Regions from separate parts of the Homo sapiens genome. Here all the other regions are linked to region 5. Evidence: chromatin loops called from intact Hi-C (ENCODE). Cell type or tissue: heart left ventricle. All regions are shown on one strand. Each heading gives the region's core, and the rest is flanking DNA. Links, peaks and the distances in the headings are about the cores only. Region 1 overlaps LOC101927421 (a long non-coding RNA gene). Region 2 has its middle 160 kb from the start of CSNK1G3. Region 3 overlaps LOC101927421 (a long non-coding RNA gene). Region 4 overlaps LOC101927421 (a long non-coding RNA gene). Region 5 has its middle 160 kb from the start of ZNF608.

Evidence for each region. Peaks named below come from ENCODE experiments on the same cell type or tissue, not always from the same donor. Only the 100,000 strongest peaks of a DNase experiment are listed, where the experiment ranks them.
Region 1: it touches region 5 in a loop (4-fold over the local background); 8 of 110 quality-filtered maps call a loop at or near these places.
Region 2: it touches region 5 in a loop (8-fold over the local background); 4 of 110 quality-filtered maps call a loop at or near these places.
Region 3: a loop joins it to region 5, with 2.2 times the contacts of the local background. A loop is called at or near these places in 7 of 110 quality-filtered maps.
Region 4: it touches region 5 in a loop (5-fold over the local background); 5 of 110 quality-filtered maps call a loop at or near these places.

The regions. Positions count from the first base shown.
Region 1 is chr5:125,195,917-125,202,366 of GRCh38, reverse strand. The region is part of intron 4 of LOC101927421 (a long non-coding RNA gene); the gene reads right to left. Among named protein-coding and RNA genes, the nearest start is that of LINC02240, 290 kb to the left of the region's middle. In heart left ventricle, for the core only: no CTCF peak of the experiment used is centred there; a DNase peak (open chromatin) is centred at 3,626; H3K4me3 peaks cover 1,151 bases; H3K27ac peaks cover 1,709 bases.
Region 2 is chr5:123,668,280-123,674,679 of GRCh38, reverse strand. No RefSeq gene overlaps it. Among named protein-coding and RNA genes, the nearest start is that of CSNK1G3, 160 kb to the right of the region's middle. In heart left ventricle, for the core only: a CTCF peak has its summit at 3,520 (motif pointing left); no DNase peak of the experiment used is centred there.
Region 3 is chr5:125,182,485-125,188,934 of GRCh38, reverse strand. The region is part of intron 4 of LOC101927421 (a long non-coding RNA gene); the gene reads right to left. Among named protein-coding and RNA genes, the nearest start is that of LINC02240, 310 kb to the left of the region's middle. In heart left ventricle, for the core only: no CTCF peak of the experiment used is centred there; no DNase peak of the experiment used is centred there.
Region 4 is chr5:125,041,383-125,047,832 of GRCh38, reverse strand. It overlaps LOC101927421 (a long non-coding RNA gene), which reads right to left. Exons shown (of 6, transcript NR_109882.1): 2 at 5,594-5,676. Among named protein-coding and RNA genes, the nearest start is that of ZNF608, 300 kb to the right of the region's middle. In heart left ventricle, for the core only: no CTCF peak of the experiment used is centred there; a DNase peak (open chromatin) is centred at 3,852; H3K27ac peaks cover 846 bases.
Region 5 is chr5:124,903,950-124,910,399 of GRCh38, reverse strand. No RefSeq gene overlaps it. Among named protein-coding and RNA genes, the nearest start is that of ZNF608, 160 kb to the right of the region's middle. RefSeq lists an enhancer at 3,309-4,093. In heart left ventricle, for the core only: a CTCF peak has its summit at 3,579; DNase peaks (open chromatin) are centred at 3,599 and 3,824; H3K27ac peaks cover 1,293 bases.

The sequences.
Region 1 (6,450 bases), core at 930-5,929, 290 kb before region 5:
TTAAGGGACTATTACCAGGCCTGCTATATACTCTCACATATTCCTTTGACTGAAATAATCATTCATTTATATATTCATTCAACATTAATTCACCTAAAAATGTTATTGAGAGCCTATTTTATGTCAGGCTGTATACTAGGGACTGAGGAGAGGAAGATGATTAAGAGTTAGGTCTTACAGAATAACATAGGGGGAGGAAGAAAGATCACAGATAATTACAGTACGGTGTCACAAGTACTGGAATAGACTGTCCAAAGAGAAGAGGCCATGAATAACTAACAGGAGGTGCTGATAAAGCTACACAGAAGAGGTAAGGTGAAACGTGAATTTGGTTTTATAAGGATGCAAAGGATGCAGTAGGAGACAAAGAAGGGGAATATACTTCCAAGTTACACCTTCTACGGGAAATGTGATTCTGAAATAATATTTAGGATTTCTGCAGCTTTGTTATAGTTATTAGTCAGACTTGGTAAATAAAGCATGGCCCAGCTGATTGTTTGGTTAAATCATTTCATGATCAGTGTGGGTCCTCACACAACTATTTTGGCGACAGTCATCAGAGCTGTTGCTAAAGAGATGCTGAAATGAATGGATTGGCCATGTTGCAGCTCAGTTCACCAGCAGATATAGATTCAGAGGCAAAGAAATATACTAGCTGACAGCAGAATCAGGCTTTGCCTTTATAGACCATCCCTCTAGTCTCATACCCATCCAAATGACAAATCCCCCATCTGCTCTCAACCTGCCTCCTGAGCCAGTCATATTGCATCAGAGGCCCTATAAGCCAGCAGCTTCCCAAATTGCCCTGGCATTACAGGGGGATGTCTTGCTCTGTGACACCCCATCTAACTTTGGGAGAAAATTCCCATATTTAGTAATGCCTTGCCCATCTTTTCCCAGCAGTTTTGTTTTTTTTTTTTTTAAAGAGTGAGATCTTTAGGAATCATGTTGAGCTTTGAAAAACAAAAGAATTCCTCAACTTGAAAAATAGAGATAAATTCAGATTTTTCAGACTCCTAAGATTCAATCTTCGGAAGCCACAGCCATACCCCCACTGTGGGGATGGCGGTCACTGTCACAATGGTGAGCCTCCTGTTCAGCTATTTTGTCCTGAAACAAAAAAAAAGAGCTCTGTGATAAATCACATCTGCAAGATGTGTTTCATATGTCAAGCACACATAGCTTCTAAATCAAATGCTGATACATGACTTATTCCGTCAAAAGTAAGCAGAATGCTGTAATTTATAATCATCTTGAAGCACACTGCGGAGAAAATGAAAGCAGACCATTAAATTTTAATGCCTGTTCAGCTCTCTGAAAAAGAGTGTTTCTGGCCACTCTGGAAGCAGGGTAGTGTTTCTCACACCATTGTGCACAACCCCAAAAACAGTCTGTGTTTGCCAACATTTGTGGAAACTAATTGAAAAAATGATTTAGCTGTTAAAAGCAGCCATCAGTCAGGAAGTTCTCACGAGCACAGAGGTGCCTGAAGAGGAGCCAGTCCCGTCCAACGCCCCAGTCCCCCTTAGCTTTTTAACAATCGTCTGTTGTTGTGCAAGCCAGCTCCCCGCAGCAGGGCTGCGAGCGAATATTCATTGGGGTGTCATCTCTGCTTAGACTCTCGTCCTGCACACCTATTCATCTGGGTTAAGTGAACAGCAGCATCAGCTCAAATTAAGCTGGCTTGAAAACAGCCACTGTTAATAATTTCTGCTGTGATTCAACTTAGCTTTGGCTAACAGGTGAAGATGTTTCAAAACGGAGGCAATTACAGCTCTGAGAGTGCTTTCCCGCTGCCTGTGTAATCAGAGGAATGGAACACTAGCTCCTCGCGTGCGTGGGGAAGGGCCAGCACAGCCACCATTGGGCTGCATTCGTTATCTGCTAGATTGAACAAGCTGCCTGCCGGGGACAGATGCTTAGCGCAGTGATTAGAATATAAAGCAGTTGCAAAGGCTGAGGGGATTGGAGTCAGCATCCTTTATCTCAACTTACTACAGGCTTTTCTGGTCAGATAACAAGTCTTCCAAACCGTTCTTTATAGACGAGAAATCATATGTATATCAATGCATGAAGACTCATGCATATTCATTAGCCTGTACCCTGTGTGAATTTTCCATTTAGATGGAGAACTGTAAAAAAAAAAAAAAAAAAAAAAAAAAAGAAGGGGAGGTCTTCAATTCTATGTAAGTTTAGTTCCTTTTATAGCCAAATTTTTATGACAAGGAATAAATGGAGGGAGTAAGTGTTAAATATGTACAATAAAAATGCTTGCCAAATTTACTTCATTATTTTCTGAGATTGAAAAGCCCAATAGTTTTACAAATTTCCAAACAGCTTTCATATTTAAGTTTAAAAAAGAGGAAGATAAGTGAAAACTTTGTATAACCCTAGATTTTCACTTACTCTGTAAGGAAAGAAAACTGAAATTATGTGTGGGTTTTGTTACTTTTTAAATTACAGAGATAGCATATTTCCATCTAGAGGGAAATCTATCATTCTAGCACAAAAGTAATTTTTCACGTCAACTGTGCATAACATCAAATTATAGCAAAAACATAGCTGTATACTTCCTAATTGTGGGAATTTTCATACGGTTTATTTCCAGCCAAACATTTTTCCTCTTCTACTAAAAGAAAATCAAGCAGGCTAAATTGAATTTTTATACATTACAATTTCCTGAAATGTAGTTGTTAATGCCTTCTGATGTGCCTGAAGGCATGAATCTTAAACTACCTTTCTCCCCCCAACCAAAGAACTAGGGAAATGAAAAAGACCCTTTCTGCTACTGGTATTAAATTTCCATCGTATACATTAATCTGCTTTCAGAGTATTCTCCTTCAGTGTATTTTCCATTAAGGGCCTATAATAAAGTCCTTGGTATCTTATGTTTAAAGAGCAATTGATTATAGAGCTGTGTATCCCCAAACTATGCATATTTTCTACAAACCACAGAAAAGCAGGGAGGGGTAGCTGGGATGAAGTAGAGGGGGAGGAGAAGATGGAGGAGGGGTTAGCCACATGCTCACTTTTATTTAACAAATCTGTTAAGAGCTTGGAAATAGTTCTCATTTTATAACACCAAGGTTATACTAAGCAATTTATTTCCAGCTAGGTTTTTTAAATAGAGATTAAATAGAGATTGTACTTCTCATCAATTATTTAATAGGCTTTGAGGTTGTGTGTGTGTAAACGTGTGTGCTTAAGAAGTTTTGGGGATACAGGAGTAAATGAGAAAAAAAAAAGGACAATAGAGTTTATAATTGCTAAACATATGATCCAAAGCTGTGTTTGAAATACCTGCTTAACAAGATAGCAAATGACTTGTCTCTTTTAAAAGGTATTTCTTTCTTTCTTTCTTCATTCTTTAGAACCATTCATCTAGACTATCTTGGAATATTCTCAGCAAGAATCCACTGCCTACTGTATCTTCCCCTGACAATTACTGTTGCTCCTTACCCTTGAAGCTTTGAAAGCCTGTGTAACATTAGCCTATCTAGCCCAGTGAAAATGTCTTTACAGATTAGTGTAATGTTAATACTGCTGGCTCCCCGCTTTTGACCTGAAGTGGAATATATTGCACTGCTGGAGCAGATGGAATCAGTTTCACTGGGCTACAGAGATTGGTTGGCTGCCTGCCAAAAGTTCAGTGCTAGTGGCAGTGGAAGCTCCAGCTCAGAATAGCAGGCTTGAATCTATTCTCTGCTCTTGGAGAGAAAACAAAAGTGTCACATAAGTTTGTGTAGAATCAAAATACGTTGGTTAAGATTGTTCATCTGCAGATGTTGACCCAGCATTTGAAAAGTAATTGAATCTTTTGGTGTAAAATGGAGACATCTTTATTCACTTTTGCTGAAAGACATGAGACAAAAGCCAGAGCAAAGAATAAAAAAAGAAATTATCTGAACTCCATTTAACCTTCCAGTTGAATGCCTATCTCACCATAAGAATACAAATGTGTACTTGTAGAGTGTTTAAAGCCTGTCTCCTATTTTATGACTGCAAATAGATCTTAGTCTAAAATAATAGATCAAATTCATAAATGGGGGAAAAAAGATAAGCTTGTATAGCCGAAGTGAAATAATTATCCAAATAGTTCCAAACCAGAATCTAAAACTGGGGATGTGGGGCGGGGAGATCTATTTCCTAAGTTATCCATACTAGCTTTATTATTGACTGCATCATTCAGATAAATGTTCAAAATCCTTGCTGGATTTGTATGAACAGAAAAAGCATACAAATATTTGAAATCATATCTTCCAAAATAGATTTGCCTGTTGATAGCTGTCCTTTCACCTGGAACACTGGGAACACTGATTAAAACCATTAATAACAGCAGCTGAAAACTATGGTTGTCAGATTTAGCAAAATAAATAAATAAATTATGATGTGTGGGGGACTAGGGGGCTCCAATTTGAATTTCAGATAAACAACTCATGATATTTTAGTATAAGAATGTCTCAAATATTGCATGGAATATGGAGCATGCACAATTTGGAATATACTTATACTAAAATATTATTCATTTTTCATTTGAAAGTTGACTTAATTGGGAATCCTGCATTCTACCCGGCAACACTGAAAGATGTACTCTTTATTTTCTTACTTCCTGAATGTACTAAGACATCCTTTCCTTCACACACACACATGCACACACACACCCTAACTTTCAATTAACACAGAGGGGTTTTTTGTATTTATTCATCAGGTTATCTCTAAGTTTATTTTAATCATATTTTCCTCTCAAGTACTGCCTTTCCACAGCAGTAAAACATATGCTGTTTGCTGCCTAAGTAGATGGGTAATGTAAGCTGTGATGTGGAGAGAATTCTTCTCTTATCCGTTCTCTCTGAGGGTGTAGTTACAGAAACATATATATGTGCTTTTATCTGTGATAAGAGCTACCATCTGCTAGCTGCAATGTGCACAGCTTACCGTCTGAAGTGCTTATACATATTATGAAAACACACAGCTTTTGTGTATGTTGAGAATACATATAGACTCTGTTCTAATAAACCAGAATATTAGCTTTTGAATATGTCAGATCGATGCAAAATATAACCATAATTATGGACAAGAACGATTAGAGCTGGCACGTTGCCATGTGTGTATTTATGCCAGTAGCATCTTTGAGATCTTTTAATATTGCATTATTTGCAACCTCTTCCTATGAGATAGTTATTTTAGAAAAATGGACCCTTTTCAATGAGGAAAGGCTTTTGCTTCATTCAAGGAGCAAAGTTTCATGCCAGGGATACCAAATCCCTGGGATATGGGCTCCATATACGTGAGCAACGGGAGAGACTGAGACCGCGCGACAGAACATATAAATCTGAGTTACTTTGACCTTTAATCCAGGAGAGCACGAAGAGAAATGCACTAGGAAGGTTGGTTTGTAGCTGTCTGGAGACTGATAAGCTGTAATAAAGGTGCACTCAGTTGCAATTCATCTAAAGCTTCCATTGCTATCATCCTCCTTTTTCGATTTTTGTTACCTCGAGTACTTATCTAAATCCCTTTCAATGCCAGCTTGAATGCACTTTGTGTTCTCTCCAACTGTGACTAGGGCTGTCTGTGTGCGTCCGTGTGCTACAGCACACTCTCTTTCCCCTTGTTTGACAAGAACCAATGCCAACACCTAATTAAGGATAAGCCACAGAGCTCTCGGCTTTATCTTTGTCAACTGCTCCATTCCTAGCTTTCTGCCTAGTTGAGTTTTTAATGACATAAGCAACAGTTCAGTTCAGCATTCCTCAGGCCCGTTCCAGATCTCAGTGACTAAATATGGCAAGCAGCAACAGCGAAAAGATGCTGGCCCTTTGTGCCCCATGTCCTGTGAACACTGGGGAAATAGGGCCACACTGGCTTCCATGTGTTATCTGCCCACTCTGCACCTGCAGTGCGGACATGCAGGGAGGAAAAATTCACACGATGTCTCTCTCAGAAGTTTTCCAAATCTTCCAGGCACTTAATTTATGAAGAAGTCTCATCTGTTTCAATTTCATATTACATTGTATTAAACATTCTAACTCAATTTTGCAAATGTAAGAGTTAATCATTCCCTAAAACTCTGGTGAAATCAGATTAAGATGCCTGTTACTTCCAAACAGCCAATTCACTGTATATTTTTAAAATAAAGTATGGCGTGTGTGTGTGTGTGTGTGTGTGTGTGTGTGTGTGTGTGTGAGAGAGAGAGAGAGAGAGAGAGAGAGAGAGACAGAGACAGAGACAGACAGAGAGTGAGAGAGAGAGAGAGAGAGAGAACAGAGGAGCTTCTACCATATTTTCCTGTCTATACTTTTCCATTATACTAGTAGAAGTGCAATCCTTTTCCTGGAAGGTGAGATTCATTGTTAGTTTTAAATATGTGCATTTGCATTTCTCTTTGTTCTCTGACCTTGGTTGAAGCTTAATGTTTTAAATGATCATAGAACTGTCACAAGGCATGGA
Region 2 (6,400 bases), core at 1,401-6,400, 1.2 Mb after region 5:
TGACGAGTTAATGGGTGCAGCACACCAACATGGCACATGTATACATATGTAACAAACCTGCACATTGTGCACATGTACCCTAAAACTTAAAGTATAATAATAATAATAATAATAAACAATGATATGGGCCGGGCACAGTAGCTCATACCTGTAATCCCAGCACTTTGGGAGGCCAAAGTGGGTGGATCCGTTGAGGTCAGGAGTTCGAGACCAGCCTGGCCAACGTGGTGAAACCTCCTTGTCTCTACCAAAAAAAAAACAAAAATTAGCCAGGCGTGGTGGTGGATGCCTATAGTCCCAGCTACCAGGGAGGCAGAGGTTGGAGAATCACTTGAACACGGGATGCAGAGGCTGCAGTGAGCCGAGATCGCGCCACTGCACTCCAGCCTGGGCGACAGAGTGAGATCTGCCTCAAAAAAAAAAAAAAAAACACGTTTACCTTCAAGTTATCTTTGCAATTATGGAGGATGGGGTGCAAGAAAGAAGGCAAACAGAAAACAGGCATCAACATGACTTTTACTAGGTAATTCTAAGTCATGCCAGCATTTCCTGTCCATCATGTTTGCAATCTAGGAGGAAGAGGAAAAAATATAATGTAATTTTATTTAAACTCAGAGCCTAATCACCAATGACCTTTAATCTCTGAAATCAGTACTACTGCCCATATGCTAAATGCAATTATGAAATTTGATTTCCTATATGTAGTACGCAATGAAACTGTTTTAATTGACACTGATATATATCTGTAATAACTTCTGTAGAAATTAAAAATCAATGCCAATTTCAACTCTCTGGGTAATTTTTTATTGAACAGATAAAAAATTCACATGAGTTCAACACTTGCAAATGGCAAAACAACAAATAAAACAAAAAAAAAACAACAACAAATAAAACAACAAAAAAACACAGCACTCTACTATTATAAACCCAGAACCAGTCTTTAGGCTACAGGGCTTACCAAGCTCATTGAACAAACTTGCTCAACCCTAAGTTGGCTTCAGAATTTAGGGAGACTCCCAAAATGTTCTGACAAGCAGGAACGCCTCAATAACTTTCACATTTTCTCTACTCCTACCCTCATATCAAACCACCAGCACTTCTATGCTTCATTCGCTTTTCTGAGACCTTTTTGTCCAGCCTTAAATGAGATACAGCTGAGGATAATGGAGTAAATCTCACTATAATCAAACTAGGTCCCTGTATTCAGACACCACACACTGGGAGGCCAGGTACACTGACCCAGGTTCCAGTGGTTGGCCTTTGATTAGACTATGCTAACCAGAAGAGTCAACATAAATGAAACAATGTGCATGAATGCAGGAATGCACACACACACACCACTGGGTAATTGGCGAGACAGCTGTTGCTGAAGCTGTTGCAACTTACAGTTGGCATTTATAGGTAACAAGTTCCCAGTACCTTTCATCACCAGTGGGAGGGACAGCATTGTCCTGTGGGCACTCGATATCTCTGAGCACCAGGCAGATTGAAAACAAGCCTCTCCTAAAAGGACAGTCAGCCCCTCTCTGGTGCATTCACTTCAGCTTTTCCTTCCTAAACTGCTGGCTAGAATTTAACAAGACTTTACAGACAGCAAATGCTGCAGATTGGGAAAGCTGTCAGAGCTATTATTTCCTTTTTCTTTCCCACATTGATTTCATTCGAAACTGAACATATCAGCAATTAAGCCTGTCAAATCTAGCATTCAACTTCCTATATAATTTTGAAAGTATTCCCTGTTGTCATCAGGCCGTCTGTGGTTGGGTCCTCTGTATGAATTCCCACAGGGACACGATCATACCAGGGGTCCAAGTCAGGTAGTATCTTTTCCAGGAATCCAAGCCAAGTAGTATTCCTCATAATAAGAAATATAAAGGTGAAGCATAATAAGAAATATATTCTTGTGTTAAAAAGAAGAGGAATAGAAGTGAATTGTATAGCAATAGAAATTGTATTCAGCTGGGTTGGGAAAAACCTGTGCAAAACTAGTGCATGGTCTAATTTTTATAATATAGATTTGTATTTATTTGTAAGTGTGTGTATGTATGTGTGTGTGTGCATACATATATATAGAGGGAGTGCTAGACTGTAACAAATAATAGCATGGTAAGATATATGCTTTTATTTATTTTCACTTATCCATATTTTCTAAGGTTTCTACGGTAATCTTGCATTAGTTTTCTTTTATAAAAAATGTTTAACTAGCGTGAGATGAGCTATAGGAAGAATGTGTGTGGAACATAAATCTCCTTATATAGGGCCAGAAAACCCAACTGTGTATAAACAGAAGGAAATATACAATTGTATGTAAGTAAACATACACAGAGCTCAGGAAAATAGAGTTGAGCCTGTGAAAACAGCAGAGCTGGAATCGCCTCCCCAGAATATTTATATCCACCCACAAAGTTATTTATATAAACTCATGGTCCAAGACTTCCCATGCTACATTCTTGCCATTTACACAGGCCCAGTGGCCCCAGAAGAGCCTCCTTTACAACTCTACTGTTGAGTACTTTAACCTTGCTCTGACATATAAATTCAAATGGCAATATATTATAATATGGGAATCTTCTCCAATCATGGAGCAGAAAAAAAAAGGAAAGTAAAGCCACCAAACTCTTCCAAATGCCATTTTTTTTGGGAGAAATAAGGGGCCAGAGGAGAAGAAGGGGTGGTTTAAAAACAAACAAAAAAATGATTCCCTCCTTTCAAGCCAAAAGCACGAAATCGTAACCGCCTTATAAATTTACCAATTTGTGCTCCATGTAAATCTCAAATGGGAGTTCTCCTAGTGAACCCTCCCCTAGAAAGTTGTTGCCAGGATGTTTATAGAATCATTACTGGTAAGTTTTTTTTTTTCTGCAGGAAAAGTCTCAGCTGCAGCTCCATTATTTGGGGGGTACAAAATGTATTTCAGGAAGCAGTATGCTCTTTTATTTTTTTTAAAGACTAATTCAGATCGTAATTATATTCTCACAAAGAAATTGAGAAATAGGAAATTTTTTTGGTAGATCAATGGCTTTATTCAAGCAACAGCTCATGAATAAATCTCTTTTTAAAGACCTAAAATGTGACACAAGCTCATTATTAAAAAATATTCAAATAACTAAGTATATAGCTTTAAGGGGAAAAGCTGTAGTATAGCATTCTGAACCAGAGCTGCATTCTCAATGATAAATCTTTTTTTTTTTAATTATTGGGGAAAGTACATTTTTGGTTAGATTAAAATGAGATCTGTGAGATCACTTTTCCTACAGATATTTCAACTGTAACAAAATAATGCAACACTAATCTGTAAGACTTTTTCGGTAATAGATGTTTTTCCTCAGTAAATCAATGCAAAGGCTAATTGGGGTGGAAGGTGGCTATCTCTCGTGGTTATAAATACATTTGCATTGCTATCAATCTTTTTTCCACCACCAATGTTAAACGAGGCTGAACAACCTAAAGAGGAGAAAAAAAAAAAAAAAAAAAAAAAAAATTGAAGTTCAATGTTAGCACATAGTAAATGCTGCCATCAAGTGGCCGAATGGAGAGTTGCCCTAACCAAAAAAGTTGTCACCTAAATTACTAACACAATGTTTAAAACCAGGAATCAATCTTACTCATAGTTTGACATATGTTTTTATTATAATCAGGGGCAGTATGCGGTCTGTGGCCCATTTTTGTATGGCCCTCAAGCTAAAAATGTGGCCCATAAAGTCTAAAAAAAAAAAACAAAACAACAAAACTCTGCAAGTGAATATTCCTACAGTAGCTTACTACTAAATCATATGTCCTGATCTCTTATTCTGTCTGTTGCAAGTTATATGTTGGTGACATTGACCTTGGACCATTTAATGTTAAGTCGTTGAATTCTATTTTCTGATGTAAAAGTAAATTGTTTTATTTAGTACTCTGAGCACCTAATATATGCAAACTTCATTTTAATAATTTTCACTTCTCATTGCTTAGGACCAACTTTGAAGTGGATGGGATATGTCTGAATAATAACAAGTAATTTCCCTAAAAGACAACCTAATGCTTTCACATATTAGACAGTGTGAGATACAGCTTTTCAAGTCCTTGAACATCCACCCCCATGTCTCTATGATTAATTGTAATATTAGTGATATTATTTCAATTTCATGTGTCAAGAAAGAAAAGTCTGATATGATGTTGAGAATCACAAAAATATGTACTTTTTTAAGTCAACAGATTTAATAGTGGTCATGAGAAACAAATTTTTCTTTTATTTGCAAAATAACAGATGCAAAGCATTGCCTACAAGTTAGAATGTTTATTCACAAAGACATTATAAATGATGCAGACAAATAGCTAATCATTGCTCAGTGAACAAACATTTTAAGTATGCATTTCATAATTAATAAAATTTTGAAAGTAGGCACAGGTTTTGAGGTTTCCAAAGTTCTATCATACTTATAATATAAAATATTTCTCAAAGTATAGTCACCATTCCTGGCAATGAAATTATAAGAAGTGCTTATTTTTTTTTAACTTTTATTTTAAGTTTGGGGTACATGTGCAGGTGTTTTACACAGGTAAAAACTTGCATCATGGGGTTTTGTTGTACAGATTATTTCATCACCTAAATTTTAAGTCTAGTACCCATTAGTTATTTTTCCTGATAGTCTCCCTCCTTCCAACCTCCACACTCTGATAGACCCCAGTGTGCGTTGTTCCCCTCTGTGTGTCCACATGTTCTCATCATTTAGCCCCCACTTATAAATGACAACATGCAGTATTTGGCTTTCTATTCCTGTGTTAGTTTGCTAAGGATAATGGCCTCCAGCTCTATCTATGTTCCAGCAAAAGACATGATCTCATTCTTTTTTATGGCTGCATGCTGTATGCATACTACATTTTCTTTATCCACTCTGTCACTGATGGGCATTTAGGTTGCTTCCATGTCTTTGCTATTGTGAATAGTGCTGCAATGAACATAAACATGCATGTGTCTTTATGACAGAACAATTTATATTCCTTTGGCTATATATCCAGTAATGAAATTGCTGGGTCAAATGGTAGTTCTGTTTTTAGCTCTTTAAGGAATCACCACACTATCTTCCACAATGATCGAGCGAATTTACACTCCCACCAGAAGTTTATAAGCATTCTTTTTTCACTGCAACCTCACCAGCATCTGTTATTTTTTGACTTTTTAATAATAGTTACTCCGACTGGTGTGAGATGGTATCTCATTATGGTTTTGATTTGCATTTCTCTAACGATCAGTGATATTAAGCATTTTTTATATGCTTTTTGGCCACAATGTATGTCTTCTTTTGAAAGTCTGTTCATGATCTTCACCCACTTTTTAATAGTGCTTTTTTTTCCTGTAAAGTTCCTTATAGATGCTGGATATTAGACCTTTGTCAGATGCACAGTTTGGGAAAATTTTCTCCCATTCTGTAGGTAGTCTGTTCACTCTGTTGATAGTTTATTTTGCTGTGCAGAAGCTCTTTAGTTTAATTACATCCCATTTGTCAATTTTTACTTTTGTTGCAATGGCTTTTGGCATCTTAGTCATGAAATCTGTGCCCATTCTTGTGTCCAGAATGGTATTGCCTAGGTTGTCTTCCAAGGTTTTTATAGTTTTGGGGTTTACATTTAAGTCTTTAACCTGTCTTGGGTTGATTTTTGTATATAGTGTAAGGAATGGGTTCAATTTCAATCTTCTGCATAAGCCAGTTATCCCAGCACCATTTATTGCATAGAGAGCCCTTTCCCCATTGCTTGTTCTTGTCAGTTTTGTCAAAGATAAAATGGTTGTAGGTGTGCGGCCTTATTTCTAGGCTCCTTATTCTGTTCCATTGGTCTACGTGTCTGTTTTTGTACCAGTACCATGTTATTTTTGTTATTGTAGCTCTGTAGTAAAGTTTGAAGTTGGGTAGTGTGATGCCTCCAGCTTTCTTCTTTTTGCCTGGGACTGCCGTCGCTATTTGGTTCTTTTTTGGTTCCATATGAATTTTTAAATGGCTTTTTCTAGCTCTGTGAAGAATGTCAATTGTAGTTTAATAGGAATAGCATTGAATCTATAAATTGCTTTGGGCAGTATGGCCATTATAACAGTATGAATTCTTCCTATCCATGAGCATAGAATGTTTTTCCATTTGTTTGTGTCATCTCTGATTTCTTTGAGCAGTGTTTTATAGTTCTTGTAGAGATATTTCACCACCCTGGTAAGCCGTATTCTTAGTACTTTTTCTTTTTTGTGGCGATTGTAAATGGGATTGTGTTTCTGATTTGGCTCTCAGCTTGACTGTTTTTGGTGTATAGGAATGTTAATAATTTTTGCACATTGATTTTGTATCATGAGACTTTGCTGAAGCTGTTTATTAGCTTAAGGAGCTTTTGGGATGAGATTATGGGGTTTTCTAGATATAGAATCATGTTATTT
Region 3 (6,450 bases), core at 932-5,931, 280 kb before region 5:
CAGAGGAATTGATGAGAATGGCAGTAACATTTTCCCCAGAACAAATGAGCCATGTTTCCTCCAAGACATGGGTGGTACCTGAATGTGACCAGCAGAGCAAGACCCTGTAATGACAACCCTGAATGGACTATTTGTACTTGCACATGTCAGGCTGAAGGCATGGCCTTCCTAACTAAAGTTTAGTAATACGTCTTAGGACTATTTCAATTATTCCATGACACATCTGTCTAGAAACATGTAAATATGATCATGAATTCCAAACTGGCACTGGAAGTCCAGAGAAATATAGGTCCTATTTTAACTATTTAATTGCGTATAGCTCTCTGCCTGATCTTCTTCAGTCTCAGATGTAGAAACCAATCCATTTTTAGCTGACTGCCTTGCTTCTGTGATTACCTAAATTACCCAAAAAATAATTGTTAGTTAAGGTAGAGCTAAGATTCAAATTAGTGGTTTGAAAGACCTGGGTCTGTGTTCATCAGGCATTCTTGAATTACTAAGAAGAGACATTCTCAGGCACCCAGAGTTCATGGGAGTTTAGTCTGTGAACACTGAGAGAAAGAAAGGAACATGGCAAAACATCTCAGGAAGCCTCATGAAAGAGGTAGGGACTAAAAGTCACATAAGTAAACCCCTGAGCAAAGTACACTGACAGTGACTGGGTCTCCTGATAATCTTTCAGTCCAGTCAGTGCACAGCTTACTAGTCTAGAGCTTCACCATCATGGGAGGACAGCTGTCTACAATTAGGTACCCACTGCTGCTAATACCATCAGTCAAGTTCCCTCTACTTTCTTCTCTCACACATGACTTTATTTCTTGCACTTAAAGCTTTTGCTGCTTTACTTTTTTTCCTGTGTGTCACTCATCTTCTAGGCTACTCTGCTATCTGCTGATTCTTTCAAAATGTATCACCTTCAAAAGTCCAAAGAGATCATATGCCTGATTTGGCCAGTCATCTTTTGCCAAAAACTACCCCTATTGATTACTGTCCTTGTGCTCTGCCAAAGCCCATATGTCAGGTGCCCTTAGGACAGGTGCCAGTCTCTTGTCCAATATACTGAAGCCAAGGAATGCAAAACAAACCAGACTAAGGGCAAGGGATCACCCACTGCTTAGTTAAGGAAAAGGTCCCATTTTGAGACTTCTCAAAATGACATCTTGCATACATTCCCCAGAAAGTTAAACATTATGACTTTAATTTCATCTAAACGGTCAAAAAATTTTTTTAGTGAGAGATTATGAAAGCTAATTTTTAACATGTCTTCAAAAATTAATAGTGTGAAATGATACCATTGAGATACTTCCAGTAGAATATGGGGACATCTCCCCATTCTGTCCTGATATTTTCTTTGTAACCAACTCTGTACCATGTTAGTGATTTGCATATAATAGCCTCCTGGCACAGATTAAATAAAACAAGTTCCCATTGCAGCTAATAAACTCACTGTAACAAGTCCCTCAACTTTGCCTGGTCACAATGCTCAGCAGGACTGCCATATGTGGAACTGGATGCAAGATAAAAATAACATTATTTTGTGCTTTCAAACCCATACAACTTTATATTGTTTCTTTGGAAATAAATTTTGTTTAATGACCAGTGATTATCTCCTATCTGCCTTGCTATCATACCAGTTTTGTTTTTTTTTCTTTTTAATCACTAGCGTTATCTGTACTTTGGAAGAAGAGCTACAATTAAACATATTTTGAACAGAAGAGAAAAAGGCAGCAGGGCTCTTTTGGCATCCGTTCGTACAGCCTATCATTCCAAAACATTTCTGGTTTTACACTGGTATCATCAACCAATGTCAGCACAGCTGAGGTGGCTGTGCTAATTAACTGTCCTGCCGAACCAGCTGAGAAAGCTTGTAGAAACTCCATGGGAATATGAGCTATTAGAAAGAAATTCTATCCAGTGGAACTAGGGAGCAAACCCAAATATAGAATCAAAACACAGAACAGTTGCCCTTAACCATCAGGTGATAACATCATCAGTTACAAGATGTTAGAGAGTTAGCAGAGTTGAATACCAGGCTGGTATGACAGAATAAAAATTAATTACACGTAAATAGTTCAAGGCCATTTCTTCTTCTGTTTACAACAAAGCTTTTGGGAATAGCTAACTTAGCATCTCAGAAGAGAGAAAGTTCTCACAATCCAAGAGAGAAAGTACTCAAAATCCAAAGGCACATTCTCAAGGGAAAAACCAGTGCAACATAAGAAAGGCTACAATCTCTAAGGGGCTGCTTGAGATGTGTATGGGGTGGGGCAAGAGTGGGGAGGGTTGTTCTGGGAATATGATGAAATCGTAGGTGTCATGCAGGATAGACAATTAGGGTCAAATGCCTGAAAAGGTGTATGTAACGTGACACATTATTCTTTTTCATTACTTCAATCTCTTTGTTAAATTCATCTGATAAAATTTTGAATTCCTTCTCTGTGTCATCTTGAACTTTTTCGAGTTCCTCAACCCAGCTATTTTGAATTCTCTATCTGAAAGGTCACATATCTCTGTTTCTCCAGAGTTGGTTCTTGGTACCTTATTTAGTTTGTTTGATGAAGTCATGTTTTCCTGGATGGTGTTGATGCTAGTAGATGTTCTTCATTGTCTGGGGATTGAAGGGTTAGGTATGTATTGTCGTCTTCACTGGGCTTATTTGTAGCTGTCCTTCTTGGGAAGGCTTTTCAGATATTTGAAAGGACTTGGGTGCTGTGATCTAGGCTGTATGTGCCTTAGGGGGCACCCCAAGTCCAGTTACGCTGTGGTTCTTGCAGAGCTGTAGAGGTACCACCTAGATGGTCTTGGATAACATCCAGGAGAATTCTCTGGATTATTGGATAAAAACTCTTGTTCCCTTCCCTTACATTCTCCCAAACATACAGAGTCTCTCTGTCTCTCTCTCTCTCTCTCTCTCCCCCCCCCCCCCACCTAACATGGGGGGTGGAGTGATACAAGCACTCCTGTGGCCACCACCACTGTGACTGCACTGGGTCAGGCCTGAAGCCAGCACAGTGCTATGTCTCGCCCAAGTCCTGCTGTAACCATTCCCTGGCTACTGCCTATATTCACTCAAGGCCCTGGGGCTCTGCAATCAGCAGGTAGCAAAGCCAGCCAGGCCTGTGTCCTTCCCTTCAGGGTAGCAAGGTCCCACAGACCCCTAATGGGTTCAGAAGTGCCATCCAGGAGTCAGGGACTAGAGTCAAAAACCTTAGAAGTTTACCTGGTGTTTTATTGTATTGCAGCTGAGCTGGCACCCAAGCTACACGATTCAGTCCTTCCCATTCTTCCCTCCCCTTTCCAAAGGCAAAAGGGCCTCACCCCATAGTCACCACCACCCCAGGCCACGAGGAGTACTGCCAGATTGCCAATGTTCCCTCAAAGTCCAAGGGCTCTTAAGTCATCTTGTCATGAATGCTGCCTGGCCTAGGACTCACCCTAAGGTGAGTCCACCAGGGCAGTGAGCTCCCCTCTGTCCAGGGCAGGTCTAGAAATGCCATCCAAGAGGCAAGTCCTGGAATCAAGGACCCCAAGAGCCCACTTGCTTGGTGCCCTACTGCGCTGTGGCTGTGCAGGCATGTAAGGTGCAAGACAAAATCTCCTTTACCTTTCACTCTGCTTTTCTGAAGCAGAAGAGGTTTTGCCCCATAGCCACCACAGCTGGTAATATGCTGAGTCTCAACTGAAACCAGCAAGTCTCAGAGGCTCACCCAAGCCCCTTGACATAGTACCCTGACATATCGCTGCTGGTTATTCAAGACCCAGGGCTCTTCAGTTAGCAGTTGATGAATGCTGCCAGGACTGAGTCCTTTCCTTCAAGGCAGCAGATTTCCTTCTGGCTCAGGGTGTGTCTAGAAATCTCGTCTGGGAGTTAGGGCCTGGAATGTGGGCCTCCCAGCTCTGACCAGTGTCCTATCCTGCTGTGGCTGAGCTGGTATCCAATACGCAAGACAAAGTCCTCCCCACTTTTCCTGCTCTTTCTCTCATGTAGAAGGAAGGAGTCTCTTTCGGAGCCCTGAGCTGTACAGCCTGGGGTTAGGAGAGGGGTGATGCAAGCACTCCCTTGGCTGCTCCAGTTGGTGTCCCAGTATGCCGCGTGCCCGCCTAGTCCACTGTCATTGGGCCTAATTCAGCCCTAGGACTCACCTAAGAGTTGCAGTCCTTATGGCCTAGACTGCCTTTCAAGCTTACTTAGAGACACAGGGTGATCTCTGTACCATGCAGGGGCTGCCAGGGTGGGAGAGGGATCGCATCAGTGATTCAGGACTGTTTTTTATCTCCTCATTGCCCCTTTCAATGATATGAAGTTAAAACCAGGTACTAGGAGTACTGATTTTTCATTCTTAAAAAATCACCACCACCCCAGGCCACGAGGAGTACTGCCAGATTGCAGTACTTATAAAAGGTGTTTCTTCTGTGTAGCTAGTTGTTAACTTGGTGTCCTCGCAGGTGGGGGGTGGAAGGCAGACATCCAGGGGACTTCCTATTCTGCCATCTTGCTCTACCTTCTCACATGGCACATGAATAAGAAAGATTTTGTTTGAGGCCAGGAAAATGAGAAGCTTCAGGAATTTCAAGAGTTAGGAGAGTTTTAATAAAAGTTGCTATGAGCAATGCACCACTACTACCACCATTTTTTTTAAGTTTGTTCAAGATATATAATAAAGAATAAGGCTCTTTACTGGGCTGTGTTTATCTAAATGTAACACTAAGACAGTCTTGGACTCTATAGAGTTTTAGATTGGTAGGCTTTTGTTGAGAACTGTGAAGGACCTGAGATTTTACCCTGCTTGAAAGCTAACAAGTTAACCTGGCAAAAGACATGAGACTCCTGGGGCAGAAACAAAGGACTTCATTACTCACAGCACAGCAAACCACATGAGCTTCTTGTTCATAGCCATTCCCCTTGCACTCCAAGGCCCATGAGGTGACACATTGCTTCAGGGGGATAAGAATACAGTTGGTTTGCATCCCGGCTGAGGGACATTAAGTGTAGGGAACTCGTATATTTTTTATAATGTGCTACAAGCAAACCTGCCTGGGCCTTTCCCCCAAGGGAAACATTATATTATACTGGACAATAAGCAAACCAGTCGTCAGCTCAAGAGAGATGCCATCTCTATCTTCCATGGCTGTTTGTTATGCAGGTGTCCCTGAAAAGATAGTGCCTCTGCTGGCAAGGTATGCCGAAGCATGAGACACCTATGGAGAATTGTCTCCTGAAAGCCTTATACTAACAGAGGCTACTGACAGTATAAGTCGTGCTCTCTTCCACCCACTGGGGCAATTCCAGGGTGGCAGCCAGTAAACATAATGTGTCCCTACAAGTTCCACTGTGCTCTTGAGGCATGCATATCTAGGCATCTGGGGGCATCTCCTTGGCTGTAGGGACACGGGCAATTGTTAGGGATACCATTCATTTGACCTCAAGTCATACAAAAGCAGTATCAGTTATATAACTGAGTCATTATGTGAATTGCCTTCATACTGAGGAAAATGAATATATATCTCAGCAGTTCTCCTTTTTCTGCCTTTTTCTCTATTTGTTCCCATTCCTGGAATTTCTCAACAAGGCAATAATCTCCCATATCCTCAGGCTCTTGAAGAGAGAAGGGTTTATACTATTATAAATAGCTCAAAATGTTCACTAGTTCTATTAATCGAACGCTTTGGGTTACAGGGTTGAAGAATAACAACTTGGAGTTTCTGATTCCCTTCCTAAATGATGTATAAGTTGAAACTGAATCCAGATTCTCTTAAGAAAACAGAAAGAGTCATAAACAACTTTTCTATTTGAATTCCCATGTCATGATGGCTTCAGTGAAACGACATGGGCCTGGAGTCAGAGAGACTCAAATGCAACTCTATCACTATTAGTATGACCGTTAGTAAATTAAGAGACTTAACCTAGGTCTCAATTTACTCATCTGTAACATAGGGATAAAAATACCTACATCCTAGTGTTGTTATCAGGATTAAAGGAGAAAATATTTGTAATGCATTTTGCATAGTACCTGGCTTTATGAATAATAGTTGTTATTATCAGCTTATCCTGTCACGCCAAGGAAGCCATAAAATACAATGTTGTGAGTGCAGGATTGCCCTTAACTTACTGCCTGTGTGAGATCCATTGCTATAGCTATCAATAAATCAGAAGTCAATGACTACTCTCCACTCTCGCCAACATGGAAATGTGTGGTGCTGTGAGATACTCAATTTGACTTCACTTCTTTGGTGGTGGATGCCACCTTTGTTCATTTGAATACTGGAGTTCAAAGGAGGATGCCAATAGGCATTGATGAGCTGCCAGGAAACCAGGTCTCTACAGAGCTTTATCACCTATGAATATCTTGGATACATCCTAAGCCAGGTGTCTTTTTAAAAAAAATATTTAAAAATCACTGTAGATTTTTAAAATTTCATATAATGTAGATTATAACTGCATTCTAAATT
Region 4 (6,450 bases), core at 772-5,771, 140 kb before region 5:
TGAGGTCTAACAATGCCAGTTAAGAACTTTCTCCAGAGGTTTCTTAGGTGAGCACTACTTTACCAAGTTAAGTCCCCATGACATTCCAGTGTGTTTGAAGCAAACCTTTGAAGAGAAAAGCAGCCAGAACCCTAAACGGATGCCCCTCCTATTCCACCCTCCATCTCTACCCCACTTCATAACCCTGGGGCCAGCCCATTCTCTGCCTCCTTCCCTGAGGGCAGAGTGACTAGTTCAAGCACCCCGATGACTCCCTTTCTTTCAAACATTAAAGAGCTTATACTTATCTAGAGTTTTAAATTTACAGTCCTAGATGGGCAGTCATCTTACTCTCTTTATGTCTATGTAAGTGAAATCAGTTTACTAGAATGTAACTTTGAATTGGAAAGATAGTTTTTCTGCTAATGTGTGGAAATGGAAACCCTGAGCTAAGTTTTTTCAATTCTGAAAAAATGAAAATAATCTCTTCTGGGCAATAACGGATCAAATTCAGGGCTGGCCTATCCCCAGGCCCATCTTTCTTTCTCCTCTGGGCCTCTATTTTCTAGTGTCTGGTTCGCATGCCACTCTGTGTCCCATCAGCTTCTGTGCAGGTATAGGTTGCCCACCTGGACTTAGATGTGAAATTCTCTCAACCTGGTATTCATCAAACTCTGTTGTTCGCATACAACCACAGGCCTCCTACAGCCTGCTGGTCCTCTCAGCACTTCTGAGCCCCCACTGGGACTCAGGAGCTTGCACCCACCTTCTCTGCACTGCTCTGGGCTCATAGTGAGGCTGTCCTTGGGACTCCCTGACTAAGTGCCTGCCTTAGTCATTGGCTACTGTCATGACAATACCAGCTGCTCCAGTACCAGATTGGCCTTGAGGATAGCTTAGAGCAGGGGCACCAAGTCTGTAGCTCTCAGATTCTACCAAATGTATCTAGGTGTTTCCTTCTCTCTGTCTCTCTCTGTCTCTCTCTCCATGCTCACAGCTCTCTGGGTTTTGGTGTCTGCTCTCTCAAGCTACAAATTTTGGGAATACTAAACACTCTGTCTCAAGCACCTGCTCTTTCACATACGAAACACTTTATTTTCTTGACTATGAACTCTAAATTATCTGGTCAACATTGGAGGATGCTAATAGTGAACCAACTCATTATTTTTAGAAGTGACAAATAAGGTATATAAAAAATCAGCATTTATTTTGCCTTCTTCTATGGTGTGCACCACAATAACCAAATGATAAGTGGATGGAGAAAACATGATCTTTATAAAAAATATTCCAGCTTATAAATGAAGAAGAAATGTTAGAATTACAATATCACCAGTTTGCAACCTCTATAACAGAGGACATTAACAGCCACAAACACCAAAAAGAGAGAAAACCAGACAGTATGGTATGTGCCTATTGTTGGAAAAACCCACCACTTCCTATATTATTGCCAAAACTCACTGAATAAGTAAATGAATAAATCCGATCAATCTCTACAGTCAATTTATGAAAATGCAAAGCATAGTGTAACACAGGTACCTACTCTTCAAGGATATGATCAGAAAAACCTGGATGGCAAAACTGCAGGACAAACTTGTTTCTTCAACAAATAAATTGCAAAGAAAAAAAGAGAGAAATGGAGGGGAAATCTATAGAATAAAAGATATTTAAAAGACATATTTGCTAATCTTATTGTTCAGGTCATGTTTGGATCCAGGATTAGAAAAAAAAAAAAAAAGGTGTAAGAAGGACATGACATTTACAAGAAAATATTTGATTTGATGTTGACGATATTAAGGAATCGTTGCTATTTTGGGGGTGTGATGATTACTTTGTATTTGCATTAAAGCAAAAGAGTCCTTGTCTTTTAGAGATGTATACTAAAATACAGTTGTCCCTTGTTGTCCCTGGAGAATTCATTCCAAGACGCCCACAGATACCAAAATCTACAAATGCTCAAGTTCCTGATATAAAATAGTGTAGTATTTGCATATAACTTACTCACATCCTGCTGCATACATTGAGTCATCTCTTGATGATTTACATTTAATACAATGTAAATGCTATGTAAATAGTTGTATTGTTTAGGGAATGACAAGAAAAAAAATCTGCACACGTTCAGTATAAATGCAACCATCTTTAACAAAAAAAAAAAATGAATCTGCGGTTGGTTGAATCCACAGATGTGGAACTGATGGATATGGAGGGCCAACTATACTTAAAGGTAAAACTACTTGATACCTGGGATATGCTTCAAAATAACAAGGGGCTAAATGCAATGTAGTATCTTGGATTGAATTCTAGAAAAGAGAAAGAATTTTAGTGGTAAAACTGGTGAAATAGGAATAAAGTCTAGATTTAATTAATAGTTTCACATCAATACTAACATATTCATTCTGACAAACGTACCATGGAATCGTAAGATAGGGAGACATAGGTAAAGAGTATGTGAAAATTGTCCTATCTTTGCAACTTTTCCATAAATCTAAAATTATGCCAAAATATGAAATTTATTTTAAAAGCAATGAGAAGAGAGAAGTGGATGCAGGTGTAGATGGGACAGGATTCACCAAGGATGAATGGTTGTTGAAACTGGATGGCGAGTATAGAGGATTACTATACAACTCCACCTACTCTTGAGTGAGTTGTAAATTCTCCATAATAAAGTCACGTAAGTTAAAAACATTATGATATTTTCTATAGACTATTAAGAGCCTACACAGACCTTTGGAAGCCAGTAATTTGACACTTTGCTCTCTGTATCATTTCTGCCATCAGGGCAGTGGTGCCTAAAGAGTAGGGCAAAGGGCAGGAGCAGAAAGAATTGGAAAACAGCGGAGTTAAATATCACCCAGCTACAATCACTCGCTTCTTTTCTTATTAGACCCCAAATTATTTCTTCCTTTATATTTTAAAATCTTTTTTCACCTGTATTTTTATCGCATTTTAGATCTCTTCTAGCACCATGTGCCCATCTAGGCATCACTTGGTGTAAGGTCCCCACTGCAATATAACGAACAACCACAGCGTATTAAGCAAGCTAGAAGCATATTTCCCTACACACAAAATAAGTCTGGAGGTCAGCAGGCCAAGACTGTCAAAGCAGCTTCATGGAGTTTTGGATGACTCAAGCTCCTGCCTGTCCCCTACTCTTAGATTCCTACGATGGCAGCCTGGTCACCACACTTACAAGATAGCTTCTAGAGCACACCCACATTCCAGGCAGCAAGAAGGGAGGTCAATCCACTTCTCTTTAAGAAAATCTCCCAAAAGTCCTACATATTTCTGCTAACCTTTCACTGACTAAAACATACCCACACAGCCACTCCTGGCTGCAAAGTGGAAATGTAGAAAATGGTCTTTTAATTATACTCTGGCTGTCCTCTACAAAAACAGAGTCCTATTACTGAAAAAGGAGAACGAAGTGGATGTTGGGTAGAAAATTAGCAGCCTCTGCCACAATCAGTCGTGGGAAAAATCTGAACATGCAGTGGCAGAGGAGTCCAACCATGACTTATGCCCAAATTAATTATCCGGCTAGTGCAATCAGCAAAGATCTGGAAGTATCTGTCATCCCACATACGCTGCTGGCTGGTTTATGTTGATTGGTTTGACTGAAAGTTAAAAGTAGAAAACTGCCTGTTCGTTCACCCTTCACAGCAAGATATCATCTATCTACATCAGACGCCAATATATGTGCATTTGTGTCAGCATCATGTATAGTACTAGATACGCCTGCTGTGACTATAATGTCCTTTAAACCTAAAATGGAATCATTATAGATTCCTCCTGGCAGCCCTCTTGAGTCTCTGGGAGACCTTCTGGCCTCCTGGCCAGTCTCCAGAGAGATTCCTGTCTGTCTGCCCGGGAGGAGACACATTCTGGGCTGCCTGCCCACATTCTAACCTGCTGCTCACACGGGTAGAGAGCTGTGTCTATTTGGGTCAGTCCTTCCAAATGATTATTCTGTTGCCTTTAGGTAAGTTCACTTGAATGTCCCACACATACCAACTGTGCACACCACATGTTTGAAAGCCAGTTGCCCAGTAAAAGCAATGAAGTATGTTGGAAAAAGCATCTGAAATATGAGACTGAGAACCAAGCTGGAGCTCTTTTTGGTCCTGGCAGTGAAAGCTTAGGAAATTCACTTAGGCTCTCTAAGCCTCAGTTTCCTCATATGCCAAACAGAGATATTGCTACCACCTCTACTTTCCTTGCAAATATATTGCAAAGCTCAGTTACAATGAGATATTACATGTCACAGTGCTATACTTTACACCAAAAAGAGGTTAATATTATTCTTAATCTAGTGAAAATGTGAGTCATTGAAAAAAGAAGAGAAAAACAAGAAACAACAATAATGTAGCTCAAGCTCATTTGACCAGGGTCAACACAAAGAAATATAGTAACTAGTGCCAAATCTGCAGGATATAAAGAATATAGAGAGACAAAAGAATATAAAGAGACAAAAGGATCAGTGAAATTATATCTGCCTCAGAAATGATAGATTCTAAATGACTTCTCTCAGGAAGTAAACTTACAACATTCTTCGAGCCACCATTTCCATTTATTATCAGCCATTCTTCCCATGGAACATCAGTTCAAAGAGGAAACCTATTGTTAAATACTCTGTTCTCCTCCAACTGAAAGGGTGAACTATGTTTTATTTCTTTTAACTAGTCACCTTTAAAATTCAGCAAGATTCCTATCTCAGCAGCAAAGACCCAAAACTCTCACATAAAATTTTACTGCTCAATACCATCAGCTAGGGTCCATTTCCATTCATGAATATAAGCCTTTGGGCACAAGTATGTAAGTAGTTACATAAACATAAATTCATTCAGGGAGATAGGTGACTTCTGTAGGTGTGAATGTACATGTGTATGTAATTCGATATATTGGAGCCTCTAGAAGGTTCATAGTTTTATAGAGACATCAACAAGAAGTAATTTTAAATCCTTTAGTTTTTGTCAAAAGAAGGAGCTTTAGTTTATGCAACATAAAATTAGAATTGCTTTTACTTGCTACCAGTTTAATATCAACATTTTTATCCAGAGTTAGACACAAAGCTAAACTGCTGGGATTTGACATAACAAAACTGCTCTCCATATGTGAACCAAAAGTCACTTGGGATCTATCGGCCAATTAAGACTCTTTGCTCAGATCTAACTTTAGAGGGTGACTTCTGTCAAGAGCTAAGGAAGAACACAATTCATTATGACTGCAGAACTCAGAGAAGTCAAGAAGCAGATTCACTGGACATTTGTAAACTTTTCCTGTGACCCACAGCTAGAGCAAAGTACCTCTTAATTGTGAATAATTTTTCCTGATAAAAGTTTCTCACTCCTTTCTTAAATCTGGAACTTCCCTTTCTTGGAAAGCACCCATACACACATAACAAAAGGAATTCATTCCAGATGTCCAAGAGGCTTTGCATGTCAGGGTCTGGCTTTCCTGGTTGCAAAGGGAAATTTTGGCAGGTGGTCATAATGGTATTTTGTCCCTCTCAAACTTGCTGCCATCAAACCACACTGTAAAACTCAGCTGGTTTACATTTGTATAATTTTTGCCTAACAAAGGGAGGAAAAGACCACAAGAAAATTAGCTGAATACTCACCAGATCACAAGGCTGAAACACAGGTATAGGTAAATTCATCCCTAAGAGTTTTATCAGTGCTGTGTTCCCAGAACTGTTCCATGCTGTGTGGAGGAAACAAAAGTAGGAAACACTGTCCTAAGTCTTGAGAATTTAAAATGACTTACTAGTGACAAGGTTAATCAGAATAAGAGTGCCACTGTGCTCCCATAGTACCCTGCATAAAGCATCACTGCACATACTACTCGTTATAATCAACAGTTTGTGTGACTGATGTCATCCACCATGTCCAGCCCCCAACAAGAAGCATGGCATATCTGTCATAGTAAACACAGAGCCCAAAGCATATTCGAGAAATGCTAACTCAGTGAATGCAGGAAACAACAGTAGAAAAAATTAAAGAGATGTGAGAGCTGTAGGGATTCAAAATGCAGTCAAACATGAGCCCATTATGTTTCTGGGAATTATCAAGTGTTAATATTTTTTATTCTGCTAATAAGGCATCTCTTCATATTCCTAAGAACCAATTTGAATTTTTCTGCCCTTAATTGTACTACACACTGAGAAACAACAGCTACTATGCTAGAATATATAACCTTTAGTCTGGAAGTCCATTGTTAAAAAGCAGGTATTATCTTACTGCAGAAGAAAGGGAGAAGAGATACTAAGAGTGATGAAGCTGATTTCATTGCTGTGTTTTGTTGACAGTGTATTCCCAAGGGGAAAGGCAGGCTTGCTGGGGGCGGGGGCGGGGTGGGGGGTGGTGGGAAGCGCTCAAACTTAGGTGAAGGCGGGAGATTCTTTTTTTTTTTTTTTTAAGTAAATTGTCTTATTCTGTACAAAGCAGTTCAGATAAAACATCTGCTTATCTGCTTACT
Region 5 (6,450 bases), core at 529-5,528:
ACACTATCTAACTGGAGACAATGTCACATCCCACAGGTTAAAGGATCAGTCCCACAAGACTGCCCCCAACTTCAGATGCCAATCAGCAGTCCAGGCCACTCATAGTTCTGACCAACTGGCTATAGCCACAACCCCTTGCTTGGGTTCAATGAATTTGCTAGGATGGCTCACAGAACTCAGGGAAACACTTATATTTGCTGGTTTATTATAAAGGCTATTATAATGGATACAGATGAAATGACAGATGAAGAGATCCATAGGGCGAGGTACGGGGGAAGCGGCATGGAGCTTCCATGAACACCTCCACGTGTTTAGCAACCTGGAAGTTCATCAAATCGTGTTGTTCAAGAGTTTTTATAGAACTTGACCTCAAGCCCTCTCCTTCCCAGAGATACATAATACATGAGTGGGGCTGAGAGTTCCAAACCCCTAATTATCTAATCACCTGGTCTTTCTGGTATCTGGCCCCATCCTGAGGCCATCTAGGGGCCCTACCCTAAGTAATCATTAGCATAAACTCAGGAAGTATCAAAGGGGCTTATTATGAACAACGAAAGATACTCCTATCAGGAAATGCCAGGGGGATTAGGAGCTCTAGGCAGAAACCAGGGACACAGACCAAATGTATTTCATATTATACCATGTATGTCAAACTGCTTTCTGGAAGAAAAATAAAGAAGGGAATGGAAGGGGAAAGGGAAGAGAAGGAAAGGAAGGGGAGGGGAGTGGAAAGAGAACAGTAGACTAAGTGATATGAGTTAGGTTAGGTGAGGTTATCACAGTCTTTATTCTTACAACCCTAGGAGCTGCAGTGAAGAATTTCAATAAAACATGTAGTATTTCCAGCACATTGTTAGTGATGTTCTATGGTCACTATCATTTTTCTCTTTGTGGGAAATTCAATTTGTCCCTATTAAGCCAAGGTCACAGATTGAAGAATCTTAGTGGCCATCCAGGCTCTGCCTTTGAAGCAAAGGGTCAGTGCATTAGTACAAAAGGGAATTAATCCAGTACACTGGCTCACCACACAGTGTTTAATTCATTTAAAAGAAATGACCTATTCTAGGTTTCCATCTGAACAATCAGAAGCCTCCCTTCTCCCAAACAAGAACGTCATTAATGAATATTCAACGGAAAGTATTACTTCATTGTCAGCTCTAATTGCTAGTTTTACCTTATTAGTAGAAGCTTTTCTGTGGCTGAGCCTGACATACATTTGTTTGCACACTGTTATTAGTCAAGACTCAGTGAAGTCTTGTAATTAACACCTCCACATTATCTCATGCAGTGAAAGCAAAGACAAAACCAGATGACTCACTTTGTTTCAGCTTTGCTCTTGTTTTCTGATACAGAAGCACTTAAGGAGAAGTGTAAGCTCATCAGAATGCCATATGGAGCCAACAGAAACCATAAAAGGGTTTTCAGGAAGCAGTGCATGGAAGTTCATTAAGTGAACAACACTATAATCAACATCCTGATTTGAAACTCTTACCGGCTACTAGTAAATTGTGCAGGTACATTACCTGCATCACACTCAGCGCCATCCAGGTCGCTGATGAAGGATCCATGTCCCCAAGAAGCAGGGGAGATAACATATTCTCCGTAAACATAATGAAGTTAATGATTCACATGACAGTTAAATAGCTTTCAGAAATCTTATCAGTTTAGAGATAAAGCAGACCAAGGCAATAAGTGTGTTTTAATCATTCCTACTATTGAAAACACTGTGACTAAAAGCTGGCTTCCAGCAGCCTATAAATGATATTTCCGTAGAAAATGGGGGAGGAGGAGTGGAGGAAATGTCAACAGTTCATATTTTAGTTTTATATTTGGGAAGAGCTCTTTCTCCAAATGTCTCTGTTAAAAATAATTTCTAGCAAAAGAGATTTGAGAAAGCAAGATATCACATTTTTTCCTTTTATAAACTTAGCCTAATTGTCTTATTTTTATTTTTAAATGCAAAAATAAAACACCAAACCTTAAAAGAAATACCATTATCTGAAATTTTAACAATTAAATATACAAAATCTGTCACAGTTTAAAAGAAATAATTGCTTACTTCCTGCTTGCAAGTGTTTCTTTCCTAAAATAATATACACAAGGAGAGAATCAGCTACAATAGGAAAGAGGAATAATATATATGTAATGGTATAATGACCTTCCAATTAGCAAGAACAGTATTCCCAAAGCAATGAAGAATCTGGGCATTAAATTAAAATCATTATTATACAGAATTTGCACGGCTTGAATGGTCAGATTGCAAATCTTATTTACAAGTGGAAACAGGCCAAAAATGTTATGGACCTCTATATACACGAAATTTCCAGTATTACAAAAGTAATCCATCAGAAAGTAACAATCAGGCCGGGAGCGGTGGCTCGCGCCTGTAATCCCAGCACTTTAGGAGGCCGAGATGGGCGGATCGTGAGGTCAGGATATCGAGACCATCCTGGCTAACACAGTGAAACCCCATCTCTACTAAAAATACAAAAAAAAATTAGCCAGGCGTGGTGGCGGGCGCCTGTAGTCCCAGCTACTCAGGAGGCTGAAGCAGGAGAATGGCGTGAACCCGGGAGGCAGAGCTTGCAGTGAGCCGAGATCACGCTACTGCACTCCAACCTGGGCGACAGAGCGAGACTCCGTCTCAAAAAAAAAAGAGTAAGTAACAATCAAAAAGAATGCCTACAAGTTGCCCGACTCTTCTGGAAACATCCTGGTGGGCTTGTAACTAACTGATCATGTCATAAGGAAATCACCCTTTCTTACAGGCATTTTACTTTGTCACCTTTATCATCCAAGTCACAACTCTGTGCAATATTGGTCTATCGTTCTGTGCCAGCACACAAGCTGGTTTATTTTTTTATTTATTTATTTTCATTTATTTTCACGACAGGGTCTCCCTCTGTTGCCCAGGCTGGAGTGCAGCGGCGTGTTCACACCTCACTGTAGCCTCCCACGCTCAAGAGATTCTCCCACCTCAGCCTTCCTAGTACCTGGGACTACAGGTGCCCGCCGCCAAGCCTGGCTAATTTTTGTATTTTTTAATACAGACGGGTTTCACCGTGTTGCTCAGGCTGGTCTCGAACTCCTGAGCTCAGGGATCTGCCCGCCTAGGCCTCCCCAAGTGCTGGGATTACAGACATGAGCCACTGAGCCTGGCCAACAGGCCAGTTTAAATGACTGAGTCACAAATGTTACTACACAGTTGCAATTTGGGAAAATTATTAAATTGGGCAACTTCATGGTAGAGATCCCAGGTATTCTATCCCAACCCCAGCAGTAACTTTCCGTAAAAACCAGCACAGGTTTCAGCAGACAGAACTTTGGCCAGCTCTGTATTTTGCCTCTGCCTAAAAATACTACCATTAAAGCATTTTCACATTTGTGCCACTGTGCATGTTTTGGCTTCAGGTGCCTACTTTGCCCTGTTGGTCCAGTGCTAGCCCTGAGGCTTAGGTTTCTGGCAAATCTATTGCACCAGAAGAGAACAGTCTGAAAATAGAAACATGGACTGTTTTGTCGCCATTGAATGGAAAGGCTAATAATAGCATTGCTTCATTGTTTGGCACTGACTCAAGGCTACCACAGCCAAGGAGCAGCGCGCCCTGCTGCAGTAACCAAATCATAAAGTTTCTCCAGGGAATGGTGCAGCTTTTCAGAACATGTTTTATATTCTGGGATTGCTCAGGAAGGAACTAGTTCAGAAGCCGTTTTGACATAAGTGTGGTTTGTTTCCAATTTAAAGGGAGGGGGAGGGGCTGGAGAGCCAAGCCAGGAGGTCAGTTGCAGAAGGGATGCAAAAATGTCGTTAAGGAGTTCCTGACAGGTGGTGATAGGGCTGTGGCAGTGCAGCCCGAGGCCTGGCAGGGAGTTTGTCCCTGTCAGGTTCTCAGTGTGCTCTCAGGGCTGCCTTCACACTCCTATTATGTTTATTTCTGTTGAACTTAAAGAGTGACCTTTTCAAAACTGCAGTGCATTGTTGACCCACATGCATTTTTGAGACCTAATTTTCCTGAATGCCTTCCTTGTTCCTGCATAAGAGAACTTTGTTAGAGAAAATGGGAAGAGGCTGAGGATAAAGAACACTGGAATGGAAATCTTTCAGGCATTGAATTCTGCCTGCTATTAATAATTTAGAAGTGTTTTTAATGCCCTGATATGGAAGGAAGGTTTTTTGACACCAAAGGCATCTAAATATTAATTTCAGAGGAATTGGTTGTTACAAGCAGTTAACATCCATTTTGTTAGTTGACCTCCCAAGGAAGGTTAATGCACTAAAATCTGGTCATTAAGTATAGTAACAAATGTTTTTTCAGGGAGGTTATTACTATCATAAACTCTAATCCATGGTTCACAGGCAGCAGCCTCTAGTGCAGTGCTCTGACTAATGAAGAATTAACTATTTCTGAGCAGTTAATAAAGATTTTTTTCCTCACCAATCAACATACTCTACATGATCCTTATAATTACTAAAAGCATTAAGCCCCTGGTATGAGTGCCCACATGTCAGACGGGAATTCTACTCTGAGTAAATGACAAATGGCAAACCTAATCCCATTTCACTTAATTTTTTCTAACATGTTCACTGAAATAAGAAATAATGGAATTCCTAAGTATTAGAAAAAGATGGTTCAGTCCAAAGCATTTGTTAAATGAGTATTGATGAGGTCTTTAGTCATATTTTATTGTGATGGAAGATTTTATACTCCAGTTCAGTTCTTGTTAGAATCAAGAAGTTAATTGGCTCCAAACAGGGGTTTTTACTTGCTTGTTTTGTTTTTCCTTTATTAAGAAGTGCACTCATCCACAACAACACAGGAGAGAAAGACTTGTGTGAGGAACACTAATATCTGCCTCATAACAATAAGAGGGAAAAGGTACAACCTAACCTTTCTAAAAAGCCTTGGGGCAGTGTTTTGCTTTTCAATGGAAAGGTCGTCCAGAATTAATTAAAGTCACTTTCCTGCTGAGGAGCAAGCATTTGACTTTACTTTGAAGGCTCAAAGAAAGTTGCTCATACTGATTTCTTAGAGACCCACATTTAAGACAGCATAGCCAAAGCAATTGGTCAGCCTTTAAAAAGTAACCTCCTTTTGGAGTCAAAAGTCTGAACAATTAATACACTGAAGACTTAGGTGCCTCTGAAGACACAGGCCAGAATTGGCAAGGCAAAACAAAAAGGGTAAGAACAGCTTACTTTTCCCTAAGAACTATTACCTCTCATTCAGGGAGGATCAGTCCTCACATTTACGTACACCATTTTCCTTCTTATTTTTAACTTAAGCTAAATCCTGTCGTTGGGACAGCTGCTCCCATTAAACAGAGAGGAGGAGGATAAAACCATACTTAGCAAAAATAAAAAGGATGTCATCTTATCGAAAAGAAAATGTATTTTGTAAAGGTTTGCATTACATAGGGAAAAAAAGGGGGTCAAATACACAGACAGTAACTCACCTTCTCAAAATATTCCTCTGCTGGAAGATTCTACACACTGTGCCTACCTAAATAAATAACCAGTAGGGTTGGCCACCTGCAGTGGCTCACGCCTGTAATCCCAGCACTTTGAGAGGCTAAGGCAGGCGGATCACTTGAGGTCACGAGTTCGAGACCAGCCTGGTCAACATGGCAAAACTCCGTCTCTACTAAAAACACAAAAATTAGCCAGGCGTGGTGGTTGCATGCCTATAATCCGAGCTACTCATGAGGCTGAGGCAGGAGAATTGCTTGAACCAGGGCGGCAAGGGGGAGGTTGCAGTGAGCTGAGATTGTGCCACTTTACTCCAGCCTGGGTGACAGAGCGAGAGTCCGTCTCAAATAAAATAAAATAAAAAACGAGCATGGTGGGGTGATCTATGCACATTATGATTTGTCTGAGAATCATTTGTTTGGCGCTTTGCTTGCTTGAAGATGACTCCATTAGTTTCCCACTTACGAGTGAAGGTTAGTGACTTAGTCTTCCTGAGCTTCAGTTTCCTCATCTATAAAATGATATTATAACATCTATTTTGTTGAATAGTTGTAAAAATTAGTGACAGCATAAACCTGGTATACCAAAAGGCTACAGACAAACTAGTATAAATTTGTTATTCACTATGTCCATTGCTTTGTGTATTTACCACATTTTATAAAAGCGACTAGAATCCTAGAATGCCCCACAAAAACCTTCTGGGCCTAAAATTGCAATCAAGTGGGTCATAATACATTAGCCTGACTTCTGAATACTAGAAGTTTGACAGAGCCCAGCTCATCCATCATGGACCCATCACTGGACACAAAACCTTCCCTGGTTGCCTCAGCCAGAAATAAACCTTCCAAACGTGGTGTTCTAATTTGCCTTGTACTTTTCCCATACAATTCTTCACACCCCGTCTTCGCTTAGAATTATTTGTAGACAGATCTTGGATCTGTATTCCCAGCACTTAGCACAGTGCCTCAAGCACCAGAACTAAA